Regions from separate parts of the Homo sapiens genome. Here region 2 is linked to region 1. The links are chromatin loops, found by intact Hi-C in ENCODE. Cell type or tissue: PC-3. All regions are shown on one strand. Links, peaks and the distances in the headings refer to the core of each region. The heading gives the core; the rest is flanking DNA. Region 1 overlaps HSD17B12 (hydroxysteroid 17-beta dehydrogenase 12). Region 2 overlaps LOC124902807 (potassium/sodium hyperpolarization-activated cyclic nucleotide-gated channel 4-like).

The links. A loop is a pair of places that touch in the nucleus more often than their neighbours do. Peaks named below come from ENCODE experiments on the same cell type or tissue, not always from the same donor. Only the 100,000 strongest peaks of a DNase experiment are listed, where the experiment ranks them.
Region 2: it touches region 1 in a loop (5-fold over the local background); 2 of 110 quality-filtered maps call a loop at or near these places.

The regions. Positions count from the first base shown.
Region 1 is chr11:43,733,583-43,742,891 of GRCh38, reverse strand. The region is part of intron 1 of HSD17B12 (hydroxysteroid 17-beta dehydrogenase 12); the gene reads right to left. It also overlaps the pseudogene PHB1P2. Among named protein-coding and RNA genes, the nearest start is that of HSD17B12, 57 kb to the right of the region's middle. In PC-3, for the core only: a CTCF peak has its summit at 6,670; a DNase peak (open chromatin) is centred at 6,791; H3K4me3 peaks cover 1,093 bases; H3K27ac peaks cover 3,569 bases.
Region 2 is chr11:43,570,023-43,579,406 of GRCh38, reverse strand. It overlaps LOC124902807 (potassium/sodium hyperpolarization-activated cyclic nucleotide-gated channel 4-like), which reads left to right. Exons shown (of 3, transcript XM_047428006.1): 2 at 1-33. MIR670HG (MIR670 host gene) reads right to left here. Exons shown (of 2, transcript NR_131246.1): 2 at 9,007-9,384. It also overlaps a transcript of HSD17B12 not described here. Among named protein-coding and RNA genes, the nearest start is that of MIR670HG, 5.4 kb to the right of the region's middle. RefSeq lists silencers at 1-48, 149-198, 2,094-2,388 and an enhancer at 3,310-4,052. In PC-3, for the core only: a CTCF peak has its summit at 2,183 (motif pointing left); a DNase peak (open chromatin) is centred at 426; H3K4me3 peaks cover 787 bases; H3K27me3 peaks cover 4,299 bases.

The sequences.
Region 1 (9,309 bases), core at 4,310-9,309:
TTTTCTCATACTTCTCAAAACCAAATCCAACACTGCCCAGTTACATGTAAGTCAAATATTACCTCACAAGTAAATATTTTTTCTGAGAAAACAGAGAAGTGTAAAAATTATTTATGGGCACAAAAAAAAAACACACACACAAAAAAACTGGAAATCCTGGGCCTCTCTTAGCCATCTCTATAGCACCACTGTAGTTCTACAATAATTAGTGTTATACACAGTGGTCAGGCAATGGGAGACCAAGTATCATTTCCCCAGCAAAGGAAATGACAAAGCCTTTAGATCTACAAGTTACATGATGGGTAATGTATTATATTTGCAATAACATACAAACATACCCAAGTTTAAGTCAATTATGAAAGAAAAAGTCCTACTCAACAAACATGGAAAAAATTCAAATTTGTTTATTTAAGACAGTGGGAATAAGGGTTGTCCTGCTTTTGGTTTTAAAGGTATTTTCATGGGGCACAGTGGCTCATCCCAATACTTTGGGAGGCTGAGGTGGGAAGAATGCTTGAGCTCAGGAGTTCAAGACCAGCCTGGGCAACATAGCGAGACCCCAATCCTACAAAAAAAAACTCAAGAAAATTAGCCAATGTGGTAGCACACACCTATAGTCCCACCTACTCGGGAAGCTGAGGCAGGAGGATCCTCTGAGCTCAGGAAGTTGAGGATGAAGTGAGTTATGATTGCGGCACTGTACTCCAACCTGGGTGACAGAGTGAGATCCTGTCTCAATTTAAAAAAAAAAATATATATATATATATATATATATATATTTCCTTTGCCTTAAAGCTATATGTCTTCCAACAGTAGTAGCAGAGATAGCAGCTGTAGTTGGATAGAAAATCCCTCAGTTGCCGGGCGCGGTGGCTCACGCCTGTAATCCCAGCACTTTGGGAGGCCGAGGCAGGCAGATCATGAGGTCAGGAGATCAAGACCATCCTGGCTAACGTGGTGAAACCCTGTCTCTACTAAAAACACAAAAAAATTAGCCAGGCGTGGTGGCAGGCGCCTGTAGTCCCAGCTGCTTGGGAGGCTGAGGCAGGAGGATGGAGTGAACCCAAGAGGGGGAGGTTGCAGTGAGCCGAGGTCGCGCCACTGCATTCCAGCCTGGGCGACAAAGCGAGACCCCGTCTCAAAAAAAAAAAAAAAAAGAAAAAGAAAAAGAAAATCCCTCAGTTAAGTTCAATAATTTTTTATTTTTATAAAATAATAGTGTGATTTTCACTATTTTAAAATTAAACTATATTGTCTGGGGAGTCAATTCTTCATCATAAATTTTAGAAAGGTAAACCAAAGTATAACATCTCAAATCAAAAGTCTATTGATAGTTGCTTCTGGGGGATTAGGGAAAGATGGGAAAGAGATTACTTTTTATCATTATTTTAACTCTTTGCATTTTTTAACCATGTGCATGTACTGCATTTTTTTTTAAAGTCCTTTGCTACTATGAATAGAAAAATGGTGTAAACTGAGCCAGCAAACTCATCTACTCCAATTTTCCAAAATCAGGGTAGTCTTGTTTAAATCAGTGTTTCTCAAGGTCACTTAAGTTTTCTTAAAACTGAAATTTTTTCTTAACTAAAATTTAATAGAAAACTTGATTACTTGATTACTGTTTAATTGCTTCTTATAAAGGACCATCAGTTTCAATTAACATAGACTATTAGTGTAAAAAACATATGAATGTCAAAATTTAAAAATATTAATCAATGTGGTACCTAAGATAATCTCTTGGTTGATCTTTGGAAAACACTGATCTAAACACTCCCACCCTTATAATACCAATTTTCAATGAAAACCAAATAAAACAAAGACCAGCTTCCAAGTCATCCAAATCAGAAGTACTGCTTGTTTTTTGTGGTTTCTTAAAATGAAAAAAACGAAGCATTCACAGCAACACTGAAATGATAAGATACAATGTGCAAAAACTACCCTGGGGAGGCCATCCTTCATGTGTTAAATGCACATCTGGGCCAGAGCCTGCTGGTTGCCTTCCTTAATACCCATTCTTCCCTTCTTCCTTTGCAGGAGAATACTGATTTTTAACCCAGCATATTGTGGCCTGGAATAAGGACTTATATTCCAACCTCCCTACCAGCTAGCAGTGGCCATATGATTAATTTCAGGGAACAACATGAAGCAAGGTTGTGAAGGACTTTGAAAAAGGCTGCTTAATGGAAGCTGACTTGGCAGAGACAGGCCCCTTTTGCCCTTCATCTAGTCAATTCTAAAGTGATGGCTGTAGCTGCAGTAGTCTCTTGAACCATGAAGTAATCTTAGGGTTGAAGCCATGGGCTAAGATAATGGAACAGTATCATAGGAATCAAGGTCCCTGATAACACCACTGAATTACCACGCCATTTTAAAATCCCAATCATTTCTTCTTTTACTGTTTATCATAAGGAATCAAACATATACAAAAGTTCTAGTCTTTAAAGTGGGTGAAAAATAAACTTGTCTTATTAAAGCAACTATGATAGGCCCGGAAAAGTAAGCGTAAACGGTCAATAAAATAAATTATGAAAACAAAATAATATTCACATCATTATAAGAATATTTGCTCAAGGTATGTCACTGATATCATCCAGGTAATTCTCACAACTACTACCCCAATCTACGCTATCATCCCAAACACAAGGACTTGTACGAGGAATCTTTCATCCCTCCTCACTCAATTCATGCTATACACAGTTAAAAATTATCTTTCTCAAACACCATTTTTTCTCTGCCAAGAAGTTACATTTCCCTTTTGCCAACTATATAAAAACTGAAACACAAATTCATTCACTTCTTCCCATTGCTACCACCTAGAGCTACCATCATTCATCTCCCACAAGAACTACTGTTAACAGCCTTCTAACGCATTCGCCTGGTCCCGTTCTTACTCCTCTCCAATTCAATCTCTACATTGTAGCCAAAACAATCACTCCAAAGTGCAAATCTGAACTTCACTTCCCTGCCTAAAACCTGTCACTGGCTTCTCACTCCCCTCATTCTTTACAAGGTCTTCCATGAGCTGACCTTACTCCTACCACTTTCCTCCTTCCACTCAAGCATGCCCCAGTTGTGCTGAAATTTTTACAGTTCCTCCAAGGTAACATGCTTTCTCTTCGAAAATGTTCTCTACACCTCCAACGTACACTCTGCTATGGTTTTAATGTGTCCCTTCCAAGAGTCAGGTGTTAAACTTAATGGCCAATGTGACAGTAGTAAGAAGTGGAGACATTAAGAGGTGATTAGGCCATGAAGTCTCCTCCCTCATGAGTGGAATTAAGGCCCTTATAAAAGAATCTTCATGAAGTGTTCCTTCAGCCAACTTTCTGCCTTCTGCTCTGTGAGGACACAGCATTCGAAGGATGCAGCAACAGGGTGCCATCCTGGAAACACACAGTATCCCTTTCCAGACAACTGAACTTACCAGCACCTTGATCTTGGACTTCCTGGCATGCAAAACTGTGAGAAAATACATTTCTGTTCTTTATGTATTTTATTATAGCAGCACAAATGAACTAAGACACACTTCTAGCTGTGTTTCCCTCCCATCCTTGAGGTTTTTCAGTTAAACCGTCTCATCTCCCATTAAGCCTTCCTTGACCTGTAGACTAACTTAGAACCTCATACAGAATTCTCTGCCCCATAGTACTCCGAACTCCCCCTTTGTGAAAGCTGATCATGCCAGTTGGGTCACTCTTGTCACACCCGACTGAAACAGAGACAAGAAGCCAGGGGGAAAAGCCCTTAGGGTACAAAACATTGCTCCAAGAATGTAATTCTCTGCAAGCTTGACTGCTGAAACTGCTCGTTGTAACCTGACACCAGTTTTATCTATGTTTGCTGCAACTCTGGAACTAATTTTGTCCACAGCAGTTGCTCACCAATCAGGACTTGCCAGTTCCCCAAACCCTTACCCAAAGCCAGTGAACTTTCTCAAAGAGCAATAGGTAACATTTCTTCTTTTTATAAAACCTCTAGTTTTTTTCTTTTTGTTTTGGAGAGTGCTTTCGGTTCATGCTGGAGACTCTCTGTTTTGCAAACTGATATTGCCAATAAAACTCTCTTTCCTACTATCTAGCCATGCTGGTCGTCCTTTGGACAATATCATCATGACATTCATCACACAGGATTCTGTAAGAGCAGGGTCTGTCTGGATCATCACAGTCTAACTGCTAGCACAGAACCTGGCAAAAAGCAGGTGATTAATGAGGTTTTACTGTATGAATGGATGAGTGAATGAATGGAGATTATAAAAGGAAAACTAACCTTTTATGACCCTACCCACTGCTTTTTCCACACCTTATTTAGAAATAATTACACAACCCCTACACTCTTCAGCCTCCTCTCAACGTCAAGAATCATCTAAAAGTGAGATTTTCAAGAACTTTAACAGAGAGAAGTTTAACTTTATGATAAACCTGTAGATTTGCACTTTCAAAGAATTCTGAGGCTGTCCTTGAAAGGTGATGATTTCCGGGGAACAACACACACTGGGACCTGTTGGAGGGGGTGGGGGTTGGGGGAGGGAAAGTATCAGGAAGAATAGCTAATGGACTCTGGGCTTAATACCTAGGTGATGAGATGACCTGTGCAGCAAACCACCATAGCACATGTTTACCTCTGTAACAAACCTGCACATCCTGCACATGGACCCCTGAACTTAAAAGTCAAAGAAAAAAAAGAGACAAGTGATGATTTTCAGTGCTAGAGAGAACTACTTCACTCATAATGTGCCAGTGAAACATGCTAAAACATGTTTTACCAAAACATGCTTTACCAAACATGCTAAATTACCAAAGTAGTGAGAGTTCACTATTTTTTTTTTTTTTTTTTTTGGGACAGAGTCTGGCTCTGTCGCCCAGGCAATCTCCGCTCACTGCAAGCTCCGCCTGCCGGGTTCACATCATTCTCCTGCCTCAGCCTCCCGAGTAGCTGGGACTACAGGCGCCCGCCACCATGCCTGGCTAATTTTTTGTATTTTTAGTAGAGATGAGGTTTCACCGTGTTAGCCAGGATGGTCTCGATCTCCTGACCTCGTGATCCACCTGCCTCGGCCTCCCAAAGTGCTGGGATTACAGGCGTGAGCCACTGCGCCTGGCCGGACAGTTCACTATTCTTGTCTCTAAGATTTGCTTCTTCATTTAACACTGGTGTCCTCAGATTCCACTTTGCTATGAAATACGTGGATAAGTTAGGGTAGCTTTTAACAATACACAGAAAAAAGCTATATGGTATCACCCAGAACCCTGTGGGTTGGGACAGTACAGATGATGGTCATGGGTGGCACTATAAGGTAGAGGAAGAAAAGAAGGAAAGTGGAAAAAGGAAGATTTTTTAAAAAGGCTTATGTCTTCATACACAAATATAACACTAGAACCCAAATTTACAAGCCTTTGAGAAGATGGAAACTGACAACTATAAAGAATAGCCCAACTTGGCATCCAGAAGTGTCTAGCTTGCTACAGATTATATAAAATACTGGCAACTGACCAGGGCTCCACTTCCAGATTTTATACAGTCAACAAAAATACTTTAGTTTGTGTAGGTTAAAAATATTCTACTCTTTTTGTCCTCAACTTGCTAGGAACAGATATTTTTAGTAAGAACCCAATCAACCTTATCAAAATCAAACATCAAAAATAGACTAGAGCAACACTGGAAGCAAACTCACTATTTTTAGCTCTTCTGTCTATTCCCTGCCACTACCCACAAAATTCTGACTGTAAAGTCCATGCCTAAGAGCTTAGTTATTCCAAACAGGTTCCTTCTTGTGACTCTTTTTTCCCCCCGAACACCTGAATGCAGAAAACACTCGATTGATTAAAGATTAATACTGCCGCAAACCATGACAGCTGCCTTTCCTCTGAGGGCTTTGGGAGGAGGGTGGTAGGAATAGAAAATGATAGAGAGCTTGCATCAGTATTCCTCTTGGGAATCTATTACATGGAAAGAAAATTGCTATTTCAATTCCCTTTTGTTGCTAAAAATAGCAGTCTCAACTGATTCAGGCAAACAGTGTAGGGGCTTAGCAGTGCTGAATTTAGAAACCACAGAAGTCCCTGAGAGCAAATGCTAACGTAGTCTTAACACACGCCAGCTCATATTTAACAAAGAACAAAGAAGAGAAGCATGCAGGGTGCAAGTTAATAAAACAGCAGCAACTTCCTCCATTTTTATTAAAGACAAACAGTGAAAGTGATGCAATATAAGACCACTCTAACTTGTTCTCCTAATCATATTATAAAAATAATTTTACAGAAAAATATTAGTTTATGCATACACCCAGATATTGTGGGCATTTTCCACAATCCCATGGTATGAGGAAGCACACATCTTTCTTCAAGAACAGTAGATTATTATAGAAAGAAAATGCCCAGTTTACAAATGTCCTGTCCCAATACAGAGTCCCCTTTTTCCCACTCAGTCCTTTCAGGTTCCCCACTGAGCAGCCCTCTCTTCGACTCTTTACTCCCCTTCTTTTGACCCAACCAGACACTGCAGACTGTTCTACTTGTCACTTAAAAAACTGGCAAACCCAAACAACAACAATAACAAAAATTCAAAGCATCTATAGGTCCAGAACAGAAAAACGAAAACAAAAAAAAAACTGTGAAAAGCAGATTTGCTTAAAGGCAGTTACTCCCCTGGGCCGACTTCCAGGCAAGGCCCTGCGATTCCTTCTGGTGGCACCATAACCCAAAAATGCCTTCTGCCTGATTTTTTCACTTTATTTGGTTAACTAAAAACCCTTCCAAATAATGATTCATTTTGGTTAATGCCACATCCTCTTTAAAAATGCAAACCCATGTATAAGAATTAAAAGGCTATCAATCTTTATGCCTCAGTGTGATCTGATTCAAACTACTTTGTGGCTTCCTTTGGGAATACCCAAAATGTGGGAGTAACACGGAAGGGGCCTCATGAAAATAGGAATTCTCATGCTGTTCTCGTGACAGTGAGTGGGTTATCAGGAGGTCTGATGGTTTAAAAGCGTGTGGCAGTTCCCCCTCGATCTCTCTCTCCTGCCACCAGGTAAGACATGCCTTGCTTCCCCTTCATCTTCCACCATGATTGTAAGTTTCCTGAGGCCTCCCCAGCCATGCAGAACTGTGAGTCAATTAAACCTCTTTTCTTTATAAATGACAGAGTCTCAGGTAGTTCTTTACAGCAGTGTGAAAACATACTAATACAACAACCCACACATAGAATGAGAGAAAACATTTGCAAATCATCTATATAATAAAGGTTTATTATCTAGAATATATAAAGAATTTGTACAACTCAGTAACAAAATGATGATCCAATTTTAAAATTGGGCAAAGGACTTGAATAGACATTTATCCAAAGAGGATATACAAATGGCCAACAGGCATAAGAAAAAAGCTCAACATTATTAGAGAAATGAAAATCAAAACTACAGTGACACACTAGGTTGACCGTAATTTTTTAAAATGTAAATTAAGTGTTGGTGAGGATGTGGGGAAATTAAAGCCCTTGTACATTGCTAGTAGAACTATAAAATGGTGCAGCCACTGAAGGAAACAGGTTGGGAGTTCCTCAAAAAGATCAACAGAAATACCATATGACCTGGCAATTCCACTCCTAGGTATATAGCCCCCAAAACTGAAAACCTGTATTCAAACAGAAACTTGTATATGAATGTTCCTAACAGCACCACTGCCAATAGCCAAAAGGTAGAAACAACTCAAATGTCCAACAAATGATGGCTGAATAAACAAAGTGTAGTATATACATACAATGGAATATTATTCAGCCACAAAAAGGGATTAAGTACTGATACATGCTACAATGTGGATGAACCTTATATATGAACATCATGCTTAATGAAAGAAGCCAGACACAAAATGTATTCTATTTACACGAAACATCCAGAATAAATAGGTAAGTCCATAGAGGAAGAAAGCAGATTAGTGGTTGCCAGGGACTGTGGATGGGAGGATAGAGAGGGACTGCTTAGTGGGTATGGTGTTTCCTTTTGGGGTGGTAGAAATACCTTGAAACTAGATAGAGGTGAAAGTTGCACAGCAGTGTGAATGTACTAAAGCCCCCTGAATCGTACACTGTGAATTCGTTAATGGTTAATTTTATGTAATGAGAATTTTACTTGAATTTCTTTTAACCCTGCCCCCCCATTTTTTGGGGGGATGGGGTTTCTGAAGTGATTTTACCTTTATTTCCTTCACTTTTTAAGCCAATCATGAAATTTCACAGTGATTTCTGGGGTGGGGGCAGAAGGAAGGCGGTGTTAAGAATCATCGGGGCTGTGGCCAGTTGGCCCGTGAAGATGCAGGCAGGGTGGGCCCTCACTGGGGCAGCTGGAGGGGCACGGACTGCCCTGCTGGCAGGTAGGTGATATTCCGAGAGCGAGAGCTGGTATGCAATGTCCTCCACGACTTCCAGCTTACACAGCTCGATCAGGCTGTCCCCTGCGGTGGCCAGTGAGTTGGTGATCAGCTCGGCTGCCTTAGAGTCACCCTCAGCAGAGATGATGGCCGCCTTTTTCCTCTGCTCAGCCTTTTCCACCACAGATCTGGCCCTCTCTGCTTCCTGCTGAGCCACCTTTTTGGCTTCCACGGCTTCTGTGAACTCCTTCCTGAAAGTCAGATGTGTCAAGGACACGTAGTCCAGGATGAACCCAAAGGTGGCTGCTCGCTCCGTAAGGTCGTCGCTCACCTGCCTGGAGACCAGCTCTCTCTGGGTGATTAGTTCTCCAGCATCAAAGCGTGCCACCACTGACTTGATTTGGTAGTGATGGACGGCAGCACACGCTCATCATAGTCCTCTCCGATGCTGGTGAAGATATGAGGAAGTTGGCTAGCGATAGGCCGGAAGAGGATCCGCCGTGTGATATTGACAATCTATAAATCTTTGCTACCAGTGATGACTGGAGCATTACGTGGTCGAGAACAGCAAAGATAATTGGTTTCTGTACCCATGGGATGAGAAAGTGAGTCCCTTCCCCTACTACAATGTCCTGTACTCCATGGAATTGGTCAAAGATCGCAGCTCTGTGCCCAGCATCCACATTATATAAGGCAGAGTTTACCACACCTCCTGCAACGGCTAAGACCAGGCCAAACTTGCCAATGGACTCAAACACTTTGGCAGCCAAGTTTTCTTCTGCTGGGCCCTCTCACACCTTCTTCCACTCTGACCTCCACATGAATTCCCCCTAAACCCCTTTTTTTAAAAGTTACTAAAGATTAGCTTTTTACCAAGGGCTAGATCAGGAAAGGGACAGAAATTGCTATTTTTCTTGGTGTATCATTCCTTGAATTTGGGAAGTAA
Region 2 (9,384 bases), core at 162-5,161, 160 kb after region 1:
GTGTTTGCCCGGCGGCAAAGCGGGTTCTTCCAGGTAAGTATATAAGTTACTGTACTGTGTGGGAGGGTCACGATCTTGGTAATTGCGGCTTTCCGAGCTTAACCCCTGCGTTCCTGCCTTCCTCCAACTTGTTGAAGACTCGTCGCTTAGCGGGAGAGCGAGCAGGCGCGCCACTGCGAGCGCCGGCCGGGAGGGGGAGCGAGGTGCGCGGGGCAGAGAGGGGACAGCGAGACAGCAAGCGACGGAGTTCAAATGCCCCCCTGGCAGCGGTTTTCATTGGATAGGTCTTCCCCCCCACCCCCGTCCCCACTGATTTGGTGCCCCCCCGCCCCCCATCTCCCATGTAGGGGACGTCTCCAGGCGAAGTCACGATTCCTTCTCAGTTCGGAATGAACTGTGACTAGAGCCATGACGCAGCCAGCGCGCATTACTCACTTTTTGCAGTCACGACTTGGGAATCCGTGCTGGTTCCAACCAAAATTACACCGCTACCATTGAATTATTTAATAGGATCCAGTTCGGGGGGTAAACTTGTGCATTGTGCCAAGCAATGAGAAGGGGTGGGGAAGAATGGGGAGGTGGAAATGAGGCCATGGGGTGTCCCTCCGCCCCCTTCTTGACTCTTGGACACCTCCCCCCAACCACCGCTCCACGTGTTGCAAGTGCTTTATTGGCGCTACCACCACTCCCGCCCCGACCGCTCCCCCCACCCCTATTTCCTTTGCAATTGTGGCAGAATTTGTAAACACAACCACGCAACTTGCAGGGCTGAGAGGGGCGAGGCTTGGGAAAGGGAACCAGTAGGTCCCAGTGAATGACGAGGAGGCCGCGGGGTGGGCCGAGAGGCTGTGAGCAGCTTTGGTTTGAACTGAATTGTCAAGACAAAGTGTGGGTTGCAGCGTTATTTGTGTTATTCTGCACATCGGTAAAAGCCCTTGTTACTATTATGAGTTGAATATTCAGTCTCAGTCAGGGAACCTTCCGAGAGAGGGACGGCTTCTGAGCTAAACATAACTCACCCACCCTCTCATCCCCCGGCCCGGGCTGCACCCCTGTTACCCTGTATCGGGGTCAGGTCACTAAAGCCAGAGGCTGTTGACAGAAGGGAAGGGGTGAATGAAGCAGAGAGACCTGGTCTCTTCTCTGTCCTGAAGGCTAGCCCCACTAATACTTACCTCACCGTCCCGAGTTTATATTTTTTAATAAACATATAAAATATTCCTGCACGTACACAAATCTTACTGCAGACCTGCAAGAGTGCTTCATTTCTCCCACAGTCTACAGCCCATCCTCACGGGCCAGCTTGAGGATGTACTTTTATTCTCCCTCTCCTGGAGTTAATCAGCATGAATGTCTTTGTGTGCGCGTGATACTCATTCCCCCTCTGCCTCTGATAATCTTCCTCCCTCCTCACCTGTCTGGCCACAGATTCGGCCAAAGTGTCTGGAGCTGACTGCACTGAATCTCAGTCTGGGTCCAGCCCACAACCCCAGAGAGCTGATGGTATTCCCAATAACATTTGGCAACTTAGAGAACACCTCCTCCCCAATTTCCCTTCAGGCTGATTTAGACTCCTTTAGCTTTTGGCTTTAAGGCGCCCCGCGATGTTCCCTAGCTTGGATTCTCTGCGCATCGCACCAGCAACTCCTGTGCTTTGGCTTCTAATTCACTAATTCCACCAACTCACTTGGGGCTTCTATGACTAGCATGCGAAAAGGGGGGAATAATAAGAAAAATGCCACACCACACTACTTTACACACCTCCCGGGAATTACAGAATACGGGGGTATGGGGGGCATGAAGTGGGAGGGGACGAGGGTCCGAATAAAACAACCTATAGGCTCTTATTTTGAGTCACCATCACCGAGGAGAAATCTTTCAAACCCACTGGCGGGAAGGTGCGGGATCCTGGGAATGGAGACCCGGATAGTGCCTGGCCTCTGCAGGGAAAGCCGGTGAGCCACTGGCCTTCCATTCCTGAAACGCCGGGCCTTGGCTCATCCTCGAATCTAACACTTCGCTCCCCCTCCTTTAAATCTTTTTTCCTTTCCTTCCCACTCACCCCTCCTTCCCCCCAAAGCTCTCACCGAAGTCACGACTATCCCTTTGAACATCCTTAACCCTCTCGTCCCCGTATCCCTCTCCTGCATCCAGGGCGGGGCTAACCGCAGCTGGCGCCAACCCCGCCCCCTGGCGCACGGAACTGAACTCACTGAGGACCAAGGCATTTTCAGCACCTATCTTCCGTGGACAGCAACCGAGTCTTGGGCCAGCCCGAACCAGGGTCGCCGTCCTTAGTTCCCGGACCGGAACCAAAAGGGAGGTTTGTCAAAGGAGTAGAGATTTTTCCCTCTCTTTACCCAACCCCATCCATGCAATTTTGATCTATATTGCACAGTCTCCATTAATCTCTCAGAGATATGGCCCATTAAATCGTGTCTGGCCATCCTTTAAGACAGAGAAAATGGGGAGGGGAGGGGGCCATCGAGAAAACCGAGCTCAACAGCGCCGACCCATAACGCGAGAGAGAGTTGCAGCAGCTATTGATTCAGAGATTCGTCAGGGTGATTCCCGGCTCTGCAAGAATTCCCTCTCTCGGTTTCTTTGCATGCAGCCCCAAATTCATTATACACATACACACGCACACAGCTACACCCCTTACCCCCTAGTCAGTCCCACTATCCTCTTTAGAAGGGGCAAAAAAGGCAGCCAAAAAAGAACCCCGGAGCATGCACAAAGTAAGCGTCAGCTCATACTCACAGTCTGCGGCATGCACATGACATAATATTACTTACCCAAACGGGAACTCCTTAAGAGAGAGAAAGAGAAACATAGGGGGAGGAAAGAGAAAGTGGATGGAAAGAGGAGAGAGGAGAGGAAAAATCCAACAATTAATTTCCAGACATAGTTGTGGGGGGAGGAATGCGGTGATGTCCAGGTTTTCTTCCACCCGCGCTGGCTTTTTATCCCAGTACAGCCCTCGGTTTATTTCTGGAACACGATCAAACCCTGATGCTATTTTTAGCAAGTACTGAAAAAACCTCCACACACAAAGGCATTTCGCTGGAACCTTACTTCCAAAACATTAAATGTGCATTAAACGCCCCCTCCTCACTTTTTTTTCCTGCACCACCAGACTCACTTGCATAACTGCAGAAAATGTTTTTCAAATCAGAAAAATACCCAAATATTTCTTATATTCTCCCTCCCTCCCGTTAACTCCCATCTGTCTCTGCCTGTTGCAAGCTCCTCGCAGTCTCCCCGAGCAGAAGGCGTTGGAGTGGTTGTATTCTTAGAGCTGCATGTCTCCATTGATCAGATTCCCTACATGCTGAGGAAAGTAGGGGGTGGGGGGGCATAGCCCCTTCCCCAGAGGAGCTTCCCAGGAGAGCTCTAGAAGCGATTGCTATCCACGATGGAGATTCCCAGATGAGGAAAAAAAAAATCATCCATACCCTTCCCACGTTTCCCACCCACGCTCTGCAAAATCGCGTTGTGTTTGCAACACACCGCCTTTGGAAATGTATATTTTGAAAGCTGCATATGTGTGTCTGTGTGTGTGTTTTGCGTTCTAGTAATTCACTACGAGGGGGCTGGAGAAAATAGACTCATGAAGGCAGCGCGGAGCAGCCGCCTTGAGTCTCCTTTGCCAGCCTGCGTCAGTCATCAGCTACTGACGTCACGTGCAGATTCTCCTCTTTGGTGGGTCTGGTTCAGCTGAGAAGACGCTTCTGCTCGGAGACAGCGCTTTGTGTTCCACGCAGCCACTGAGCAGGCGAGGCGGCCGAGGCGGGCGCCACCCCAGGCTTGGGCTGGGCAGCTGCAGAGCAGGCTGCAGCCTAGTCTGCACCGGGCAAGCGGGGCCCCGAGGGGCGTGCCCAGCAGGACAGCCCCCTCCCCAAACTCTCCCAAGACGCCCAATGCAAACTCGGCCGTGCACACGCTCCCGCGCGCGTCCTTTCCCCGCCCTTTCTCATCTGGTCACTGTAGCATAGACAGCTATGGCTGTAACTCGGATTAATTCTGTGTGTTTGTCGGGCAGATAGCCCCGGCTCCTCGAGTGACGCAAATAACAGATTCTAAGGCTCCCGCTCTCTCCCTCCTGCTCTCTTTTTCTCCCTCCTTTTCCCTCTTCTGTTTCCTGCGCCCACGCATCCTGCCTGGTCTCCCACGGAATCAGCCAGTTATACAGCTTCCCAGAGAGCAATGATCCGAGTTACAGAGAGACGGACAGACTCCCAGAGCAGAAACAAATAAGCCTGCAATTAAATACACACATGCACACAACCCTTTGCAAATGGCCAGCAGCCATTTAGGGGCTCCCCTGTGTGGGGGAAAGGGGAGCTGATTCACAAATCCACCGCCCTCGAAGGCGTCAGTTCTGGCGGTGGGGAGCGCCCAGAGGGGAGTGTCCGGCTTGCTACTGCGGCTTTCCCCTCTGCTCTCCACCCGAAGAGGAAACTCACCTCTATAAATACCCAGATAGCAGGGTATTCTGGAATAAATAACTTTTGTTGAATGGTAGGAGGAGGAGAAAATTCAACAAAGACTGCAAATGCTTAGTCTCCAGCGACATTATCAGGACTTTTTAAGGCGAGGTGACGTTTACCCTTTCTCCCTCTCAAAGACCAGGATATCTTTTTTCTGCTTAAAATAATGTCCCTGAAAAATGAGCTCAATGGATTAGTGCTATTTTTAAACCAATCTGAATGGAGCTTGCTTCCTAAGGGTGAGGAAGGGTGTGCATGTGTGTGTGGATGTGTGTGTCTCAGGGTGTGTGGGGTGTGTCTGAATCTGAGGTTTTCAGCAGAAGAAATGCCACACCTCAGCATGACAAAGGGTTTCTTGATTGATGAGTGATGGAGGTGGGGAGAATTCTTGCAGATTGGAAGATCTGAACAAAACCACATGCACACAAATCACCCTCCTTAAATGCACACATATCCTAGATCCACTTGGATAACTTCTGCCCTGAGAGGGGGAAAACCAGAAAGCAGAGAGCTATTTACAATCATGGCTGGAGGAATGGCTGATCTTCTTTCTTAACCCTAATTATCGACCTTCCCTGCAATGGTTTCCTTTGATGCCAGTAAACACTTTTCCAGAGGTTATCACTTGGATTTGGGGCACAAGGCCTGGGAGAGAATGATCATGGGCCTCAGCTGTGTCATCTCCCTTTTCAGGATCTCCTACTCTTTGTAACTTGCCTGAGAGATTTGGGGTTAAGCTTAGCCCATCCACTACCCTCAATTCCTGTCTGTGGCTTTAGCTGTGCCTACTAAAGGGAGACAGAGGACGTCTGCTGTGTATGGAGGACACCCTCTGGCAGCCCATCAGCAGCTGTTTATTTTTAGCTCACGATTGCATACATGCATGCATGTGAGAATGTTGCTGCAGTTGGGAGGTGTGCAGTCAGGAGAAATATCAATGAGAGGGAGGCGGCCCTGGTTCTTGCACTGAAGATGACTTATCACATGGGGTCATCAAATGTGGCCAGATGGACAGGAGACGCCGGCAGTGTTTCAATAAAGTCTCCTTGGATTAATGAAAATGTCAGGCTAAACATGTTTTTAAAGGCACAGAGTAGGTATGTTTTTAGATATGAAATTAGGTATGTGTAAGCATAAATTCATGTGTGTGGGCACATTCACAGAAGCCACATGGTTTCTGTTTGGACTATTGAAACTATACAGAGCAGGGCACTTTAGAATGTAACTGCTTTCTATGCTGTATATAGTGGCTGAGTGTTATTGTGTCTGATGTTGAGATCAAGACAGATTCATTTAAAATCACTTAACAACTTTTAAGCAAACCCAGAATCTAGTCCTAACAAGTAAGGTAGCGTTGGAAATGGAAGAAATGCACATCAGAACTTTAAGGGCAGCAGCCAAAATTATGCTGGTGTAACGCCGGCTTCCTGGTGGATTCAATGTCTTTGCTCCTCCCTCCCAGAAGAGGGCGCCTCTCTGCCTTGTTTCTGTCTTGCTCCAGTAATCAAGACAGAGAGGGGCTTGGAAGCTCCGCAGAAACATCTGCAGAAAGTTAGACCTCCATAGCTAGCATCTCCATTTCCCCTACTCCTCAGTCAGGTCCTTTGGAGGATGTCTGGGCTGGAGCTGGTGAAATTGGCTTCCCGAGCTGTCTCATCATCCTGTACTAAGGGCTGTGGTGCCCAATTCCTGTCTGAGCAGTCAAGCTAAAGACCCTGCAAATGAATAGACTGATGTGGAACCTGTCCAAGGTGAAAACCGCCTTCTGCATTGCCAGCTCATTCCAGAGCATCCCAAGCATGAGGAGGACTCGTTCCCCCAATGCTCCCCCAGAGGGCTTGTGGGAGTAGGCTGCTTATCACGAAGCCCTTGAAAAGAACTGAGTCTCCTCTCTTTCAGGGTGAGCGAAGCCCAGAAACTCCTGCCTGCGTCGACTGTCTCCTCCCCAAGCACCACGAAAAATGCCAGTAGGTAATGTACTGGATTTGGAGAAGGAAAAACAGTCCAGCTCCCATGATATCAACCAAGGGAAGTCCCTCAGGGAGGAAGTCTAGGAAAAGGATTCCTCTTTTCCTAAAGGTGTCTTCATCAGGGAGCAGAACTATTTTGGCCTAAGGAAAAGAGGGAGAGAGAAGAAACCAATAGTTTTTCAGCTTCAACTATATGCCAGACACTGTGCCGGACACTTTTACATAAGAAGCTTTATTTAATCCTTAAGGCAATTCTCTAGGTGTCATTATGATAATGGTACCTACCCCTTAGGCTTGTTGAGCATAGAAATCACTCCCAAAACAGTTATTATTTTTCCCATTTGAAAGCTAGGGAAATGGAGACCATAACGTTTAAACAGCTTGTCTAAAAGTCTTAGAACTTGAAGTTACAAAACTAAGGATCAGATCAAATTCATATCTGTATGGCTCCAATACTCATGCCACATCACTCCATCATGTTGCCTCGATTCCAACCTCTGATCTTTAATATTCCAGGTCTATCCCCCAACATGTGGAGTTGGAGGTGTCTGGGACTTTCTCAGACATTTTCTGAATAACGAGACTGATCTATTCCTCCTAAGAAGCCTGTTAGCGAATAGATGCCCCCTGAATAAGGCTCTCTGCCTGTGAGAAGAGACCCCTCCATCCTATTTCAAGGAAAGCCCTAGCTGGTTTAGCCTCATCCAAAACTCAAGGGATTTGCCTGAAACCAACCAGTTTGTGGTGGAGATGCAGTGAACTTGACATTCATTCAGGCTGCTGCATCCAAGCATGCTTCCACTCACACCGAGGATGCCCCTGAGATGGTCCAGGGAAGAATTAGGAACTCCCTGGTCCAGTCTTCCAAGAAACCTTTCCTAAAGTAAGAACAGCAGAAAGTCTACATGCACCTTGAGTTAGCTAGTCATCCTAGTCCTCCGTCGCTCCTTCAGAAACTAGCATCTCTGATTATTTTTCTGATTCTGAAAACTTTATAGGCTGAGCCATTAGCACGGTGGGGGTAGATAGGCCACAGCATGCATAATTCAGGCTATTTCAAGATCCCCTCCCCTTGTTAAATACACATTTTCATCACTTACCCTGATCAAGAAGTATATTCGGTCTTGGAAAGCACTTCTTAGAAGCCAGCATATTTGGAGATTTGAGGGTGAAAGTTTTAAGGACCACTGGATGCTGGAGGAAAGTGACTGTAATTCCACCCCTTCCCCCTTTTTTTTTGGTTGCCATCAACAACTCAAAATAGTCTCAACAGTCTATTCACCTGAAAGTAACATTGTTCAACTTCAGAACAGTTGAGACAATATCTGCTTTTCGCACAACCCCATTATCGATGGGCAAACTCAAATGCCCTCCTCTCAGCCATTCTAACTGCTGGACACCTTGGAGAACCAGATGATAGGTTTTCCCATGCCTTGCTGATAAAAGGCACATTGGAGAGAATGAGAACCTAGAGAGTCACTCAGGAATACCTAGAGTTGGTTTCATGGTGAGGATCTCAGCAAAGACAGGGGAGCTAAAGCAAGCACATGATAGGGGGCTGAGGCTGGGGCAGGGATCAGGATTCCAGCACACTTGAGCTTAGCAGAGGCTAAATAGAAAGGTGTCAGGGGTTGGGAAGCATGGCCACAGAGAGAAAAGAACAATCTGCAGCATGTTTAGAGATACCTGCATAAGTTTAGCCTTAACCTTGTGGTTGAAGGACAGTTGTTTATCTACCTGAATTCAGCAGGCAGAGAGATAGCTCAATCACAAATTCATGGGTGTTGGGTAGGTCTGAATTAGCAGAACTTTTTATTCATTCACTATTAAAGCAGCCTTGCAATTAGCTGCTGATCTACTAAGCTTGGATCACTATATCTGGTAGGCCAAGAGTAAAGAATGGGGATTGTATTTCTTTAATTCCTAGTCTAATAAGTATAGGCTGGGGGACATAGAGGAATAATGGACTAACATATCTGCTGGATAGGCAAGATTTTTTGTACTTATTGGAGAGGCTATTAGTTAAATAATGAATTGGATCTGAATCTTGTCATGAGAAGAGAGACTTCAGTTCACATTTGAAAACCTGGTATCTTCCATCAGTGCTAGCTTACCTATAAAAGTAGAAAGAAAAGGGGAGGGGAGAAAATACACTTTCTAGGTATGGTGGGTTTTCAGAGAGCTACACTTTTTGTAGTAGTGATTGTCTTTGAGAAAGAGACAACAAATTCTGGTTTGGTCAATCCTCAGGATCTGTTTTGGTTTTATAGAGGTCTAAATTAACATTGTGAGGCTGGACTAACATCTATGTCTGGGCTAGGATCCCTGAAGAGCATTTGGGTAAAGAGGGACCAATAGAGGACAAATTTTAGGGCCTAACAGGGTGGATCTGACTCATCAGCACAGGGTTTATCAAAGCACTACAAACCACCCTAGACAGTGCGGGCAAATGCCACTTACCTCACCATCCAGGAACCTGTGGCTCAGGACCCATGAAGAAAAGCCTTGGGTCTCAAATGAAAATGCCCAGTATGAAGCCATTGCAATGTGGTTGAATGAAATGCAAATTTAATTGGAGAAAAAAATCTAGATGATTTCATCCTGTATTCAGGGACAATCCACTTCTGAGGATCTTTCTCTTTCTCCTCCCTAGCCCCCCTATATTCTAAATCTTAGTCCAGTCTTGAGTAAGCTGTTTCACTATATCTGACTGGGAGCAAGGTATTTCTAGTCTTTCCATGTGGTTTCAATTACATCACACTCAGATACACCCTGGGTCCCTTCATTGAGTGTGACTACTCTGGAAAAGTGTCTTGTAACTTCATTTTAGCAGAAAGTAGGATTTGCTATGGTTTTCCTGACAGGAGGCTGAGTGATGGACTGAATCTAGCATGAGGGAGGAATAGGAGAAAGAGAAATTAATG